Regions from separate parts of the Homo sapiens genome. Here region 1 is linked to region 2. Evidence: read pairs that join two places in POLR2A ChIA-PET (ENCODE). Cell type or tissue: MCF 10A. All regions are shown on one strand. Links, peaks and the distances in the headings refer to the core of each region. The heading gives the core; the rest is flanking DNA. Region 1 overlaps SMYD3 (SET and MYND domain containing 3). Region 2 overlaps SMYD3 (SET and MYND domain containing 3).

Region 1 (5,381 bases), core at 71-5,070, 100 kb after region 2:
TACATAAAGGAGTTTAATGACAAATGTGGAGACAACTGTTTTATGGGCCTTTAGCTACAGCTTTCCAATTTTAATGTTATAGACAGGAAAACATTATCAACGCTTTCATAATTCCAGGATTCTAATTTACATATCAAAACAAGAGAAAGAGAAAGCCCACATCTCTCCTTACTTATTAGAGTTCTCGGGGTCTGAAAACGGCTTGTCAACAAAGGTTGAAAGAAGAGGAAGCAGAAGATATGCTGATGGCTGCAACTGAAGCAATACAATATCCTAATTACTGGGAAGTACAGCTAGTTTAGAGACCATCACACCCTCACCTCAGCAATTAATACCCAGTACAATTGGTAAATGTTCTAATCTTTAATAGAAGCACCCAGAAACAGCCTGTAAGCAGATGAGTATTTGAAACAAACCGTTTGCCATATCCCCGGGTATTAATCGAACCCAAAAGCATCTCATTCTTTGTGGGGGAGGAAGAAAGCTGCCATCATAGATATGCATAAGCAGCTCTCTACAAGCTCTTCTTCTGGGTGTAATGATGTGAAAACCATGCTAATTTCCTTGCCCGATATTTGAATTTTTTATTCTTCATGCAATCATTTCTGACTTCTTGGTTCTACACACACTCACGTTTTTCTGGCTATTGCGGGTCGAAAGGCCAACCTCACTGTTCTAACAATGACTTCCCATCCCTCCATGATGAAAATGCAAACCCTCTGCCCAGCATAGGCCATCCCTCACCACCCACTGCTGGCCTTACCAGCCTTTATCCTCCAGCAATACTAAACCATTAGCTGTTCCCTGATGCGCCATATTCTCTCAAGCCTCTGGGACATTTCACAGGGTGTGTCCCTGTCAGAAGCATGTGAACCAGAGCAACTCCATCTTGAATAGGGGCCTGGTAAAATGAGGCTAAGACCTACTGGGTGGCATTCCCAGATGGTTAAGGCATTCTAAGTCACAGGATGAGATAGGAAGTTACCACAAGTAACAGGTCATAAAGACCTTGCTGATAAAACAGGTTGCAGTAAAGGAGCTGGCCAAATCCTACCAAAACCGAGATGGCCATGAGAGTGACCTCTAGTCATCCTCACTGCTATACTCCCACCAGCACCATGACAGTTTACAAATGCCATGGCAACGTCAGGAAGTTACCCTATATGGTCTAAAAAGGGGAGGCATGAATAATCCACCCCTCGTTTAGCATATCATCAAGAAATAACCATAAAAATGGGTAACCCGCAGCCCTTGGGGCTGCTGTGTGTGGAGGAGTCATTCTTTATTCCTCCACCTTCTTAATAAACTTGCTTTCACTTTTTGGACTCGCCCTGAATTCTTTCTTGTGTGAGATCCAAGAACCTTCTCTTGGGGTCTGGATTGGGACCCCTTTTCCAGTAACATCCCCAGACTGAATCTCTTTGAAACCATCTCAATGAAAATTCCTATACAACCTGTACATCTCAGGTCAATGTCTCCTGTGAAGTCTTTCTAGACTGACCAGGGATTTTTTTTCTCTTTCATTGCCACTATACTTCAAACAGGCTTCCAGTAAAATCACTGCCACACCAAATTAAACTGTGTCTGGGTATCTATCTCCACATTAGAATGGAAGCCACCTACAGGAAGGGGACATCTTTCAATCTCAGGATTCCCATGGTTGGCCTATGATATATGTCTCACATCATGAAATACTTGAGGAAGAAAGAAAGGGACAAAAGGAGAGAAACAGGGAGGGAGGGAGAGATTCAAGCAGGTTTGCTGAAAGACTGGAGATGAAAATGGTAATTATGGGTGAGTAATAAGCAAAAAAAAGGAGACTTAAGTCTATTTAAGCCCTAAGCAATATAAGACGCCTTATTTCCAGAGAGTTAATGTTCAAGCTATAAACAGAAAAGACTTATTCCTAATTCTAGTCCTTGTTGGGGTGAGTCAGGGCTCCCTGGACTCTCCACAGCAGCTAATGCTTCAGTCTCTTCTTACATGATAGACCTGTCATGGAGTCTCACCCAAGTGGGTTGTAAAAGCACTGGCCAATGTCAGTCTAGGGTCTTAAATGGACACTTAAATATACTAAATTATTCAGTAGTAAAGCCAACCCAAAATATCTATTTTTCCTGTTTATATTTCTAGAATTCTACCATCTAAAGGGCTTGAGAAATTGGACAAAGATAGTATGTTAAGTATTTGAAAATGAATACATAAATGGAAGTGATCTCTCAAGAAAAATAATGTAAATAAATAAATAGGCCTAAAAGTTCCCTCTTGATGTTATTTTACCTTTATTTACCTTTTAACCTTGCTTCCACAACCAAGGGCAGTACCCACAGTGCTTTATCAAAAGAGCACTGCCCCAGAATTATGATACTTGTATTTTCTGGGCCGGATTGTCCAGCGTCACTCTATTTGTGAGTGACACAAGTCATTTCTCCTCTCTGCAAAATGCTGATATTGACCTAGATGCCTAATGTTTCTTCTAGCTATTCAAATTTAACTGACTTTCTGACAAACCACTTAGCTTGTGTGATATTCGATGGATCTAAGTACAAAGTATGCTCTCTCACGTCTACCTTTTAAGCTCTGAAGGTATGCAATCAATAACATGCAGAAAGAGCCCAATCTGAGTGTCATTTCAGCAGGTTTTAAAGACAGAGTGAAGAAATGCATGTGTTCTACATCAACCATGTCTACCTGAAGCCCAACAGCAACTTCTCAGAGCAGGGAAAGAGAAAGTGGAACCACATTTGGTCACCTACCATCCCTAATACACGGAGCTGCATTACATACTCCCTGTAGCTTACCAATGCCACCAATTCCCCAGCTTCATTCTTCCAAGGATGCAATGTCACTAGAGGGCGCAGTTAATGACTATATAAATAGTGAGCCCCAAGATAGTTATTGTGAAATTTAACCTCTTTCCATATCCCAACAGTGAGCTGTTAGTGGAACTTTGTGTGGCAGAGACCTATAGAACTCCAAAGTTAGGTAAGGTCAAACATGTCATGTTTTAAAGGCTTTGAGCATGTACTATGGACCAAAAGCATAAGCCTTCAAGTTCACTGTTGAGCCCGATTAACAGATAAGGGGAAAATGTACTTTTTGAGAAAAATAAATAGGTTATTTTTGCATGGCACCATGTTCTCTTAATTTCTATAGAGAGTGAGATAACAGAAGTGACTAGAATACCTTTTTCTCCTTCTAGGACATCCTTCCCATTGACACTGGAGGGGCCAACTACATGTTTTAATCAGAGCCCACAGCTGCCCACACCCACTGCAGAGTGAGCTACTCTCCACCAACCCTGCAGCCCTGAAGTTTCTGTGACCACTGAAGAGGTCTGTTTTCAGACTTAGGGTCAAAGTGTGGGTGACCTCCAACACCTACTGTAATGAAGGAATAAATGTCAATAGAAGCCTTGTCTGGTCTCTGTCCCAAGGCATTTTATTATTTGTTTCATTGTGAGATTCCAAATGTGGTCTTACTCAGAAAAGAACAATAATTCTTACATGGCAAATTCTGAAAGAGGCATCAATGCAATCCCTCTCAAAATACCAATGACATTCTTCACAGAAACAGAAAAACTAATCCCCAAATTTATATGGAACCACAAAAGGTCCAGAATAGCCAAAGCCATTCTGAGCAAAAAGAACAAAACTGAAGGAATCACATTACCTGACTTCAAATTATACTACAGAGCTATAGTAACCAAAACAGCATGGTACTGGCATAAAAACAGACACACAGACCAATGGAAAGAAATAGAGAATCCAGAATTAAATCCATACATCTGCAGTGAACTCATTTTTGACAAAGGTGCCAAGAACATACACTGGGGGAAGGATAGTCTTCAATAAATGGTGCCGGGAAAACTGGATGTGCAGAAGAATGAAACTAGATTTCTATCTCTCACTATATAAAACAATTAACCAAGATGGATTAACGACTTAAATTTAAGACCCTCAAACTACGAAACTACTAAAAGAAAACACTGGGGAAACTCTCCAGGACATTGGTGTGGGCAAAGATTTCTTGAGTAACATCCCAAAAGCACAGGCAACCAAAACAAAAATGGACAAATGGGATCACATCAAGTTAAAAGCTTCTACACAGCAAAGAAAACAATGAACAAAGTAAAGAGACAACCCACAGAATGGGTGAAAATATCTGCAAACTACCCATCTGACAAGGAATCAATAACTAGGATATATATAAGGACTTCAAACAACTGAATAAGGAAAAAAATCTAACAATCTAACAATCTGGGCAAAAGATCTAAATAAACATTTCTCAAAAGACGACATACAAATGGTGAACAGGTATAAGAACATCCCGCATCATCAAAGAAATGCAAATCAAAACTACAATGAGATATCATCTCACCACAGTTAAAATGGCTTTGATCCAAAAGATAGGGAGTAACATATGCTGACAAAGATGTGGAAAAAAAGGGAACCCTCGCACACTATTGTTGGGAATGTAAATTAGTACATCTACTATGGAAAACTGTATGAAGGGTCCTCGAAAAACTAAAATAGAACTACCATTGATCCAGCAATCTCACTGGTAGGTATATACGCAAATGAAAGGAAATCAGTATATCGAAGAGGTATCTGCACGCCCATGTTTATTGCACTACTATTCACAATAGCTAAGCTTTGGAAGCAACCTGAGTGTCTGTTGATAGATGAATAAAGAAAACATGGTACATATACACAATGGAGTACTAGTCAGCCATAAACAAGAATGAGATCCTATCACTTGCAACAGCAAGGATGGAATGGGAGGACATTGTGTTCAATTAAACTAGCCAGACACAGAAAGACCAACTTCACATGTTCTCACTAATTTGTAGGAGCTAAAAATTAAAAGAATTTAACTCATGGAGATAGAGAGTAGAATGATGGTTACCAGAGCCTGGGAAGGTAGTGGGCAAGGGAGGGAACGGGGGATGGTTAATGGGTACAAAAATATAATCAGATAGAATGAATAACATCTACTATTTGATACAACAGGGTGACCAGAGTCTACAATAATTTACTGTACATTTAAAAATTACTGAAGAAATATAATTGGAATATTTGTACCACAAAAGAAATGATAAATGCTTGAGGCAATGGATACCCCATTTATCCTAACATGATTATTACACATTGTATGACAGTATCAAAATATTTATCTCATGTACCCATAAATATACACGCCTACTCTGTAGCCATAAACATTCAAAATTTAAAAATACAAAAATAAATAATGTTTACAAAAGAGGATTGGTCTCTTGGGAAATAAACTGCAGAGACAGCCCAGGATGACATCCACTTTGTCCAGGAATCTGGGGGGAGGGGAGCAATGACCTGGATGTGACTCTGTGCAGTGCCACTCAT
Region 2 (5,381 bases), core at 100-5,099:
CCACCATGCCTGGCTAATTTTATTTTTTTTATTTTTTGTAGAGATGGAGTCTCCCTATATTGCCCAGGCTGGTCTCAAATTCCTGGCCTCAAGCAATCCTCCCATCTTGGTCTTCCAAAGTACTGAGATTACAGGTGTGAGCCATGGTGCCCAGCCAGAATTTTCTAAGAGCCTTTTAGGATGCAGCTATACCACGGTTACATTTATTTTAACTTGTAGAAGTTTTGCTTTTTTTTTTTTTTTTTAAAAAGCAATCACTCTTGGAGATACTAGATACTACAACTATTACCTAAAAACTTACCATGATAACTAGTTGAGAACAAAGCTTTGTAAGGATAAGCACTGAGTTGAGTTGGGGTGTGGACGGGGGGGGGATGGTGGCAACAGAATATTAAGAAGAAAAAGAAGCCTACGGAAACCTGGGTATGATATCAAAACAACAAAGATTATACTACCTAATAAATGTAAGTACAGTAAGTATGGCATCTTTATACACCACAAGCCAAATTCACATCCACTACTTCATTGATTAAAACTGTACAGTTTATCATGTTGCTAACGCAATGTAGAACCCAAAGTTCCAAGAGGCGAGGTGATTTGGCCAAGTCTTCACGGCGTGAAAGGGCTGAGATCGGAACTCAGCCTGTGCTTCCTGAACCCAGCTCTCTCCAGCCATCTCATTGCCTCACTGAACCTCACCTAACAGTCATGTACGTTGTTAACTTCTTAACTGAAATATTTCCAATCAATGCAAGAACCCTAACACACTCTGAGACCACTGAGTACAAACAAGCTGGCAGCCCAGCATCACCCGTCCCACAGCGCCCACCAGGAGTTCACACGTGAAGCCTAATTCATCCCTTAAAAAAAAAAAAAAAGTGTTAGAAAAATGTGAAACCAATGAATCTGCCAGCATGGTTGTTTCACATAGAAAATCTGGAATCCAGCATCTAAATAAACGGTAGAATACTGTTGCTACCAGCTGTGATTCCATTTAAGACACCATTTGTGGAAAATATTTATTATGGTCTTCCATTTTCTCAGCACAAAATCAAAGAAAATTGAGAAATATGAAATTACATTGTCTTCAAAAATCCTGTCATAGAGTAACTCAGCTCTCACAGCTATCCTCTGAAGATGTTATTGATGTTCTACCAAGTTGATGGAGTAATATAATTTGCTAGCAGGAAAAAATGCTGGCAAACAGAATTGTGTTCATTAGAGCGGTATCTTTACAACGCCTTCTTCCACTTTCATTACTTTTCAAGATCACACATCATGTCACAGGGCCGAACCACAGCCTTGCTATGCCCTGGATATTTCAGTATTTTTTTACAGTTGGAAGCAGATTCTTAACGCTTGTGCAAATTACAGCTATTTTTGCTAAAATGGGCTCATTTATGCTGCTGGGGAAAAGAAGCCTCTCTGTCTCCCTCTCTCTGAAGGTCTATGAGGCAGCTCTTTACATGTAGCTCCCATTACTTCAGGCTCGTAAGTTCCCGCGGGGGCAGTCTCTTCCATAACCAATCATCAGACCTAGCGCTGGACCAGTTCACATCCACACTGTGAAGTAAGCATCGTTTGTCTTTACTCCCTTTCCATCCCTCTTAGTTCTGACAAGTTTTCTCTTTCACTTGGGCTGAAGGACTCACCAACGGCCTTCTTAGTGTGGCCTCACAAATGCTGCCTTCTCCAGAGCAGCTTTCTCCAGAAGTTCCCTCTTTACCCAGTCAAAACTTCCAAGCCTCCTTTAGAAAAGTCTGATCCCATCAGGGTGTTAAAAAAAAAAAAAGGCAACCTTATTAGATGAAATTACAGGTGTTAATGATTAATAATTTCATAGATGAGTTTAGATTTTGAGGGAGAAATTCTTATCAACTCAAAACAATTTTTAATAGGTAAAATTTGAAACAACACAACTACGTGCTGCATTTTCATCCGTGGGAAGGAAAAGGATTTTTGGGCACAAGCGACTCCCAGATTCCTCAAAAGCAAACCACGGAGAGTTGAGCTTCATGTGTGTGGTAGAGGTTCAAGCACGGTATAGGGAGTCGACTTTCGAACTGGGCATTGTACTGGTCACATGCTCAACCTTGCTGCTGAAGTGTCCTTTAAATCACTTAGTCCTGGGAAGCAAATGCAAGATGCATGGATGGGACCTGACCAGATTAGCACAGGGAACAGGGCAAGGAGAATGGTGAGCAGATTAACACAGGGAACAGCGCAAGGAGAATGGAGTCTAGATTAGCACAGGGAACAGGGCAAGGAGAATGGAGTCCAGATTAACACAGGGAACAGGGCAAGGGGAATGGTGACCAGACTAGCACAGGGAACAGGGCAAGGAGAATGGTGACCAGATTAACACAGGGAACAGGGCAAGGAGAATGGAGTCCAGATTAGCACAGGGAACAGGGCAAGAAGAATGGTGACCAGATTAGCACAGGGAACAGGGCGAGGAGAATGGTGTCCAGGGCACCTATGAAGCATTGCTTCTACTTTCTGAGCTGCTGGAATAGACTACAAGCTTTGTGGTCTGCATTCCTCTACTTCTACTAAGCGTTCACATGACTCGGGAGGCCAGATGTTATTCCTGGCTCATGCCTACTAGGTTAAAGGAGTGGGGGATGCTTTACTTCCAATTATTGAAATGAATCACAGACTGTTTAGAGCCAGAAGGAAGCAGAGATCACCTGCTTCAACCCTGTCACCTTAAAGATGATGAAATAGCCTAGAAAAGTTGCCCTAGGCCCACTCAGGCCATGCAGCAAGCTCTAAGCCCCTCAGCTCTATCAAGTTGGGTACACAAAAGGTGCTTAATAAGTGTTGGCTAGCCTAGTGGCTGGATTCCTGAGGTCTGCTTCCTAGTTCCATGCTCCTTTCATTATAACTCCCTCCCATGCCCACCATCCCCACTCCCACATTCTTCGTTCCAGTCTCTGGTGGAAAACAATCACAGACCATGCCAGAGTCCAGAATAAGACCCCAAAGTGAGTTAGGGGACGGTCCACTTACTCAGTTACTTATGACTCTAATTATGTGCCAAGTGGTGCCAGTGTGCCACTGCTAATTATTACTACACAGGCTTCAGAAACTGGGCCAATTCTTTCTTCCTTCCAGGAGGAGGTTTGGACTAGGGGACCGAGAAGGTGGCTCTCAGGAAAGCATTCCGAAAGTTTCTCTATCACGGAGTATCCTTTGAAGGTGAAGTCAAGAACTCCTCTTGGAACACGGCACCAGGAGCTTTTGGAGTCCCGGATGCTTGCGGATGACTCCCCTTAATGAAATGTAGGTATGACAAGGTGTACGTGGCACTAGGTTCAGACCATGATAATGTGCCATTTCGGGGACCTGAATTCCTATTATGATGTAAGTCCTTTCAGAGAGACTTTCATAGGCAGCTCCCTAATGAGGCAAAGGTCTCCGTAGCTCCTCACGTATAAATGGAAAGTTGTTGCACAGAGGAACAGGGCCCTTTCTAACCAAGCTAGCAGGGACAGGAATGGCACTAGAACCCAGTATATTTCTGCACAGACTCAGGATTTTTAATAGTCTGCAATACGGCAAGCTGTAAGCAAGGAAATATTCCAATAAAAAAATAAAATACAGACTAAGAAGAAAGCCACAGTCAATATTTGATTATAGAATTCAATGAATGATTGGGGTAATATAAACAGGGGATGACCCCCAAATTCTTGATGTTGGCCTGAAAGTATTGTTTTTATTTATATTTAAGTACAATTGTGTGGTCTGTATTCTGGAAATTTCCTTGAAACTAAATATTGGTGCCAAATGAAGTCCACAGAGAATTTTATAAGCTCTATATTTTACCTATTTCCACCATTTTCCAATTCTCCTCAACACGAATAGCTGACTTCTTTCACTGCTCCCAAAACATTGTTGGGACAAAGATGGTCTATGGGTTAATGGATTTCCCTGCTCAGGCTTTGTACTTTCTAGCTGGCAATTATAGCTCCTTACATACTATTGATTAAAGAAAAATTCCATCTCTGGTGTTGCATCCACCTTTGGAAAAGTGAAACTAGAATTCATTGACCAGTTTGTTCATTTATTTGTTCATTCATTCATTCATGCATTCACATTACAGATTCCACATTTACTGAGCACCCATTATGGGCCAGACACTACAGGGATAAGCTGGGAAATAAGGGAGACCACGGTTCCTGTCCTCATGGATCTTACATCACTGTGGAAGGGCCAGATACTGGAAAGTATTAACAAGTCTGGTGAGTACTGGGCAGGCTTCAAAAGGGACCTACAGTAGTCAGAGCTGCTCTAGAGAGTCAGGAAAAACTTAGAAGAGACACTTTCATTGGGGGCTGGTAGATGAGTAAAAATTAGGCTGATGAAAAAACAGTAGGTGGAAAACCCCCAGGGGCACAAAACAGCAACACTGAGAATTCAACGAACTGATGGAAAGTCAAGAGTGTCCCAACTATAGAAGGAGAGCTGCAGTGAGGAATGAATGAATGAATGACCCTACTTGCTAGATTAGTGGAATCAACCCCAGTGATGAATGGGGCAACACGGGCAGAGCCCACTCTTATCTACCCACTGGGGCACTAGGTCCAAGTGAGGGGAGAACCCCCAGAGTCAGGGTCGGCAAAGCTTTTCGAGGGCAGCATCTGCACCTTGAGGGCAATTGTACTTTCTATACTTGGCTCCAAACCAGGCACACAGTCAGCACCTAAAAAATGTGGATGCTTTTAGAAAAGACAGAGTCACAAGCACATAATTAGAGAAAGCCTCTTTTGGTCAGAGGGAGAGCCTCATTTCTGAAGCAGGAATTTCTGCCACAGATAAGCCACAATGGGGGATGAGTGTACTCTGTGATTCTTTGGCTAACTGAACCATTTGCATGGACACTGCTAATTTTGGGAAAGATGACTGAACAGCTTTATGGGTCAAATTTGAGACTGAGTTGTAGAGCCAGATTTGAATCCAAGACTGGATGACTCTGTTCCATCTAATCATCAGGCTCATTCATTTCCAGATAAAATGATTTTTTTTCTGCTTACTCTGCTTTCCTGAGCAAACTGTACTTTTCAGTTGCAAAATATTACATTTACCTCAAAGCCCAGGGAAAATAAAGGTAGGTGATACAAATGACCCTTTTTTGTGACTGTGGATGTGAATTTGGTCTCTGTCCTAAGAAATGATGTGCAGGAACTGGGGAGAAAGGAGGAGGCCATGGTGAAGCTCACCACCCAGGCTGCATGTCTTCAATAAGCTACACCATGAAAAAGCTACATCCCTACCAGACAAGCAATTCCTCCCCTGGTATCCAAGGTCTCAGTGATTTCATCAAGCTGGCCACTTTCTTCTTCATCCACATGGGATACCTATACTAAACTACTCTGGGC

The links. ChIA-PET counts read pairs that join two places held together with the same protein. Peaks named below come from ENCODE experiments on the same cell type or tissue, not always from the same donor. Only the 100,000 strongest peaks of a DNase experiment are listed, where the experiment ranks them.
Region 1: POLR2A ChIA-PET joins it to region 2 with 5 read pairs; 7 of 35 experiments call an interaction of 5 or more read pairs at or near these places.

What each region holds. Positions count from the first base shown.
Region 1 is chr1:245,886,153-245,891,533 of GRCh38, forward strand. All of the region lies in intron 8 of SMYD3 (SET and MYND domain containing 3), which reads right to left. Among named protein-coding and RNA genes, the nearest start is that of SMYD3-AS1, 220 kb to the right of the region's middle. In MCF 10A, for the core only: a CTCF peak has its summit at 2,825 (motif pointing right); a DNase peak (open chromatin) is centred at 2,859.
Region 2 is chr1:245,785,849-245,791,229 of GRCh38, forward strand. All of the region lies in intron 10 of SMYD3 (SET and MYND domain containing 3), which reads right to left. Among named protein-coding and RNA genes, the nearest start is that of SMYD3-AS1, 320 kb to the right of the region's middle. In MCF 10A, for the core only: no CTCF peak of the experiment used is centred there; a DNase peak (open chromatin) is centred at 2,593.